2 separate regions of the Homo sapiens genome follow, and region 2 is linked to region 1. A link is a loop called in an ENCODE intact Hi-C map of the cell type or tissue named here. Cell type or tissue: OCI-LY7. All regions are shown on one strand. Links, peaks and the distances in the headings refer to the core of each region. The heading gives the core; the rest is flanking DNA. Region 1 has its middle 23 kb from the start of GPC5. Region 2 overlaps GPC5 (glypican 5).

Region 1 (2,924 bases), core at 200-2,699:
GAAAAAAATACTTATCAAGAACATAAATAAGGACTTTGGAGGAGCTCACTAAACACCCAGAAATTTATTACCAAATTCCAAATGGCTAATTTTAAACCAGGATAAAGACCAATGAGTGAAAATAAGATATGCAGTGACATAGTGTATTTTAGTGGGAAGAATAATAAAAAGACCTCTGGATAAGCTATTTTATTAACTTATCTGAATCTCAGTTGTTTTTCACTATAAGAGCAGGGTCATGTCCCAACTTCATTGAGTTGTGAGAATTATTTATTAAATGTGTATAGTTTGTAATGTGTTCAGTAAATACCTGTCTTGTCTGAAAGTGAATAAATTAATACATTCTTAACTTACTTTAAAATGGGAGAAGCCACAGTTTAAAAGGAAAGAGAACGTGACATAGACTTAGTTTGATTTTTAAAAATTTGTAGATTCAGCTACAAATACACAAAAACTGCAACAGAGATAGGATAACTAAAATAATACTGGAATACTTAAATAACACTAGAGTAACTTTATGGTTTTGAAACAGAGGGCATTTAACCATGGACTTAGTTTAGGTGGTGGAATAGTTGAGAGAAGTCAGATGGGATGGTATGTCAACCCAGAAATTAGCAACAGCGGGGGGTGGGGCACCATCTCCCTACAATGGAGGAAGAAAGGGAGAATGGAGAATGGAGTGTTCCTGAAACCCAGGTGATAGGGTCATGAAGGAAATGCAGCTACTGGCCAGAGATTCTACCCAAGGCAGAGGGAGGAGTACCCTCGCTCCTTGCTTCCAACAAAAGGTAGATGACATAGGATCCTGATGAAGAGACCACCAAATTTAGAAGAGCAAAAAGGCAACGAGCATTTCTGAGGGCAAACAGGCCATGAACCAGCATTTTAATTGGTGGAACTAAGAGAAAACTAATGGACCAGCAATTCAGATTTTAGGTAATACTGTATTGATTAATTTCTTCCACTTGTCTTAAGTCCATTCTCAGAGCTTCAGAACCACCAACAACAAAAAGAGAGCTGTCAAAGATGGAGACTTATTCCCTAAACTCCTCTCTAACAAGGCTGTAGTGGGGTAGAGGGTGGCGGGGAGTTTGGGGAAGTATAACTGGTGGCCCAAGTTTGGCAGGCTGAGGAACAGTGATCAGAAATATGGGCCTTGCTCTTCCTGGCCACAGGGTGGTGGTATAAGGTATGAAACCACTATTGTCTTACTTTCACTTTTTTCAAATACTGGTTAATTTTGCCTGTCTTCATCACTGCATGTTTGGTATTTTGGAAGGTAGAAGAGTATGTTTTCCAAAGGTGATCACAATAATCTATATCCCATCCTTTGTGCTCTTATTATGGTGCAATGTTGACACTTGTCCATCAGTAGGTGTACAGGTCTATATTTTCTCTTTGAATCTGGGTAGGTCAGTGGCCATGGAAAAGGTGACACTGTGTGACTTTTGAGATAAAAGGGATGAGGCTTCTGCTTGATTCTCTTAAGGTGGAACCAAGCCACCATGCGCTGAGGAAGCTAAGTATCCACATGAAGAACCCGTGTGCTAGGATTCTGGTCATGACCGCAGCAGAGGTCCTACTGAGAGTCAGCATCAACTAAATGTTAATAACTGAGCCTTCAGATGATGCCAGCCATCAGTTTTCAAGCTGTTTCAGCTAACTCCAACAGGAGCATGGATAACGTGTCCCCACCAAGCCCTGCCCAAATTGCACATTTATGAACAGAATGAATGTCATTGATTTAAGTCACTAGTTTTAGAGTAGCCTGTGACTCAACAATAGATAACCAGAACACAGGAGGGTTAAACTTACAATTTAGTCAACCTTTGCCACACATGACAAGTCACATGCTCATCAGAATAAGAAAAATGTGCTTCTCTAGAGATCCTGGACATACAGTTTTACAGAGTAGCTGGATTTGATTTTGTGTTGCTGGCCTCTGGGGAAGTGTAAGCACATTTTCAGTTATAAGTGGGATAATGGTATTTACTATATTAGGAAGAGGAAATGTGGGAATTGTTTGTGCGTGTCTAAAATGATGCTAAAACTGGATCTTTCCTGTCTCCGTTCTGACAGAGCCATCAGTGATCAATATCAGGATATCTTAATGAGAGCAGATGATCCCAACTTCATGTTCATGCATTCAACATGGAGTGCCTATTACATGACACTTGTTAGTCCATGTGCTGAGGATGGAGCAATAAACAAACCTGTTTAAGCTTTCTGCCCTCATGAAGCTGACATATGCAGAATTAGAAAGAAAAGGGCTCTACTGAGTAAAATTGGTTAAGTGATTTTACTGGACAGAGTTGTTATTATGTATATTGGCCAGAAGAGGCCAGGTAACAAATATGCACAGACGGTACAGAAGTGGGACATGTGTAGGATGTCATGGATCTTGTCTAATAAGAGCCAAGAAACCTCAGCAGAAAAAAACGAAGATAGCAGCCAGGTGCAGTGGTTTACACCTGGGATCCAGTGCGTTGGGAGGCCAAGGCAGGAGGATTGCTTGAGGCTAGGAGTTCAAGGCCTGCCTGGGCAACACAGCAAGTCCCTCTTTCTACAAAAAAAGAAAAAGAATGAAGATGAACACATATAGGCCTAAAGTTATTGAAACTGGCAGAAGACAATGTGAAATAGACATCTGCCTGAACAGGGCACTGTAGGAGACAGTCTGTCATGGACTCCCTGAAGAGAAAAAGGGTGAAGGCAGAGAGCTGAGGGACACACCCTCTTTCCTCCCACTTCTCCTCACCTTGGCTTCCCTATGGCATACCTCCGGAGAGAGAGGCTCCAAGCTTAGGATAAAAGAACTTTTGATGATAAATCAAGTTTGAAATTGTGTTTAATATTTTATACTGGACATTCCAATTTTTAAGTCAAAACTGTGTTTACCATTAACTGAAGAACTTTTTATTTTC
Region 2 (2,924 bases), core at 159-2,658, 200 kb after region 1:
AAGTCTTAAATTATAGTATAAAATGGTCAAGTTTTAAAGAAAATTGCATTTATTGAAATAAATGAAATGTTAACCCCACGTGAGTCAGATGTATTTGTTCTATGAATTGAAGCTTATTGCTAATTGATACTTTGAAAAGTCCTAGTATTATCCACTTAAAGGTAGGGTATATTGAAAATGCATTTTAACAGGATGTATTTGCAACTGGAAAATAGAGATGTTGAGAATAACAGAGCTATACAAGAAAGTATTACCCTTTAGCTAGCATATAATCTTTTATTCCTAGGGAGAACACGCTATTTTATATGCATGTTAAAACTGTACCCACTGGCAGAAAAGTTTTACTGATGCTGTATGACGTTTAATTCAATAGCCTGCAGCTTTTTTGTTCCTCTGTGTATGTTAATTAGAAATTTCTTTAAAACTTTTTTAGTTTTAATGAAATACAATGTATATGAGACCAATTGGGTGGCTACAAGATGAGAAAATTGAGTCTTTTTCCCATTGCTAATAATTTAAGTAAAGCGGCTATTTTCTTTAGGAGTATACTTATAAGTAACCATACATTTAAAAAACTTTTTATACTATACCAATTATGTTTTTAATGCCTTCTAGTTGCCACGTTACTTTCAGTGTCAAAGAATTCTAAAAAATAAAGAGAATACAAACAGAAAAGTATTAGGTAAGAATATATTAGATGTCAATAATACAGTAATTTTGGCAACATTTATTTAGCATGAAAACCGATAATGTCAGAATATGAAAGAAGTAGTAGGTAGAACTGTCCTGAATATTGTCAGTCATAGCAGTGTAGGATGGAGATTACCAGAGGCTGAAGGATGGGAACATTGGGCAGACAGATGTTGGTCAAAAGGTACAAAATTTCAGTTAGGCAGGAGGAATAAATTCAAGAGATCTATCTTATATCAAGGTAGCTATGACTAATAGCAATGTATTGTATGCTTGAAAATTGCCGAGGGTAGATTTTAAGTGTTCTTATCACAAAAAAAATGATTAATACATATGTTAATTAGTTTAATTTAGCCAATACACAATGTGTATATATATATATATATTGAAATCTGTTGTACACCACAAATATATATAATTTTACTTAGTAGTTAGAAATAAATAAAAAATTATGTAGGCAAAGTCAGAGGCAATAAATGGACAGCAAAAAATAAACACAACTAAAACAACTTAAAGTAAGTATATTGGGAAAAATATACATTGCATCAGGAGATTCCTAACGGGTAACAGTACCCAGTGTTGAAGTGTTTGAGGAAACTTTTTAGTTTACAAAGGTGTTTGCCAAATTAGTGTAACCACAGGGTGTGTTAACACATGCAGAGATTAGCAGCATCAGGACCACGCTGCCCCTCCTGATGCCAGGGAAAGAGATGTGTTTCCAGAGCCTGATGAGAGCTGCAACAATGGAAAGGGGCCCTTCTGCCAGCAACTGTTATCTTAAAGGCATATGGCTAAGTCAGAATATCACAAAAGCAGGGAGGAAGCAGAAATCTCCTGTCATCGCCTCCTGCTGGCCAAACTCAGCTGAAGCCACCAACTAAAACAAAGTTCTGTATGCTGAATTCACATAAAACTCTTAATGTCACACTTAGCAGATTCAGTTGATTGCTTACAATATTTAGCTTCTGGTTCATCTGTAAAAAAAAAAAATTTGTATGTGAAAAGGCAGAAATACTTCACATGTTTTCCTTCTTTTCTTGTATCAGAATTTTTGCATTAGTTCTGTATTTGACCTTCTCTCTACTCCTTACTCATTTTTGCATAAGAGCTCTACTGCCCAGGCTTGAGGTTTTCCTAAAATACTGTGAACAGATTATTGGTTCTTCCTGTCTCCCTAGGCACTATATGGATTCTCCTGCCATAAATTGACTGAAGGGTTGGATGATTGTGGACTTCCTTTTAGCCGCTTAGCTGTCAGGTGGGAATTGTGGAAGTAGTTGGGTCTTTGGGAAATTCAACTTGGGAAATGTGGTTAATTTTCTGTATATATTTCTTGAAATGGTGCCAGTGAAGCTGAGCTCAGCTAGCTAAGGAGTTAAAATATAATATCGCAGTGGGGAGAGCTATTTGAATTATACATTGGTCTTTCCACCACTTTTCTACCTTCCAGAGACTCAGTAATGCCTTGGCTACTTTGGAAAGAAGTCCCCTTGCAGAAGAGCCCTAGGGTCTGTGGACTTTGTCTTTGGTGCATTATTAATATGTTCTTCTACGCTGCTACCTTCCCTGACTGTTGTTGATGCCTTCCTATGCAGTTGGCTCCTCACCTATTGTTGACTTTCTTCCTCCATGTAATGTGCCAGAACATTCACATTGCATGTTTTCCTTACTGTGGCAAGCTTCTGTCATAATTATGAAACTTGGTCATAAAGAAAAAAATGGCACTCTAAGGGCTGTGAGCTTCTTCTTCTAAACGTTTGTTACTATGGACTTCTCAAAAAGTTGTTGATTTAAGGTTGGAAATACAGCTCTAAAATGGGCATTCCTTGTCTTTTTCATAGTCTCCTGACACCTCTTACCCTTATACCAATATATTGGTGGCTATATGTGGTGGTTTAAAATATGTCCACAGATTCTTTGACATTCCTTTCGAAAGATGGAACCTAATTCCTTCTCCCTTAAGTATGAGCTGGACTTAGTAACTTGCTTCTAATAAATAGAATAAGGCAGAAATGATAGTGTGTGATTTCTGTGGCTAGGCCATGAAAGATATTGTAGTTTCAGCCTTCCTCTCTCATCTTGGGTCACTGTCTCTGAGGAAAGCCAGCTGCCATGTTGTAAGGATGCTCAAGCAGTGACATGAAGGGTTCATGTATCCAGGGACCAAAGCTTCCTGCCCACAGCAGCAAGGAACTGAGGCCTTCTGCCAACAGCCATGCAAGTGAGCCTTCTTG

Evidence for each region. Hi-C counts contacts between places; a loop is a spot of excess contacts. Peaks named below come from ENCODE experiments on the same cell type or tissue, not always from the same donor. Only the 100,000 strongest peaks of a DNase experiment are listed, where the experiment ranks them.
Region 2: a loop joins it to region 1, with 2.0 times the contacts of the local background. A loop is called at or near these places in 4 of 110 quality-filtered maps.

What each region holds. Positions count from the first base shown.
Region 1 is chr13:91,374,149-91,377,072 of GRCh38, forward strand. No RefSeq gene overlaps it. Among named protein-coding and RNA genes, the nearest start is that of GPC5, 23 kb to the right of the region's middle. In OCI-LY7, for the core only: no CTCF peak of the experiment used is centred there; a DNase peak (open chromatin) is centred at 1,153.
Region 2 is chr13:91,575,263-91,578,186 of GRCh38, forward strand. All of the region lies in intron 2 of GPC5 (glypican 5), which reads left to right. Among named protein-coding and RNA genes, the nearest start is that of GPC5, 180 kb to the left of the region's middle. In OCI-LY7, for the core only: no CTCF peak of the experiment used is centred there; a DNase peak (open chromatin) is centred at 1,529.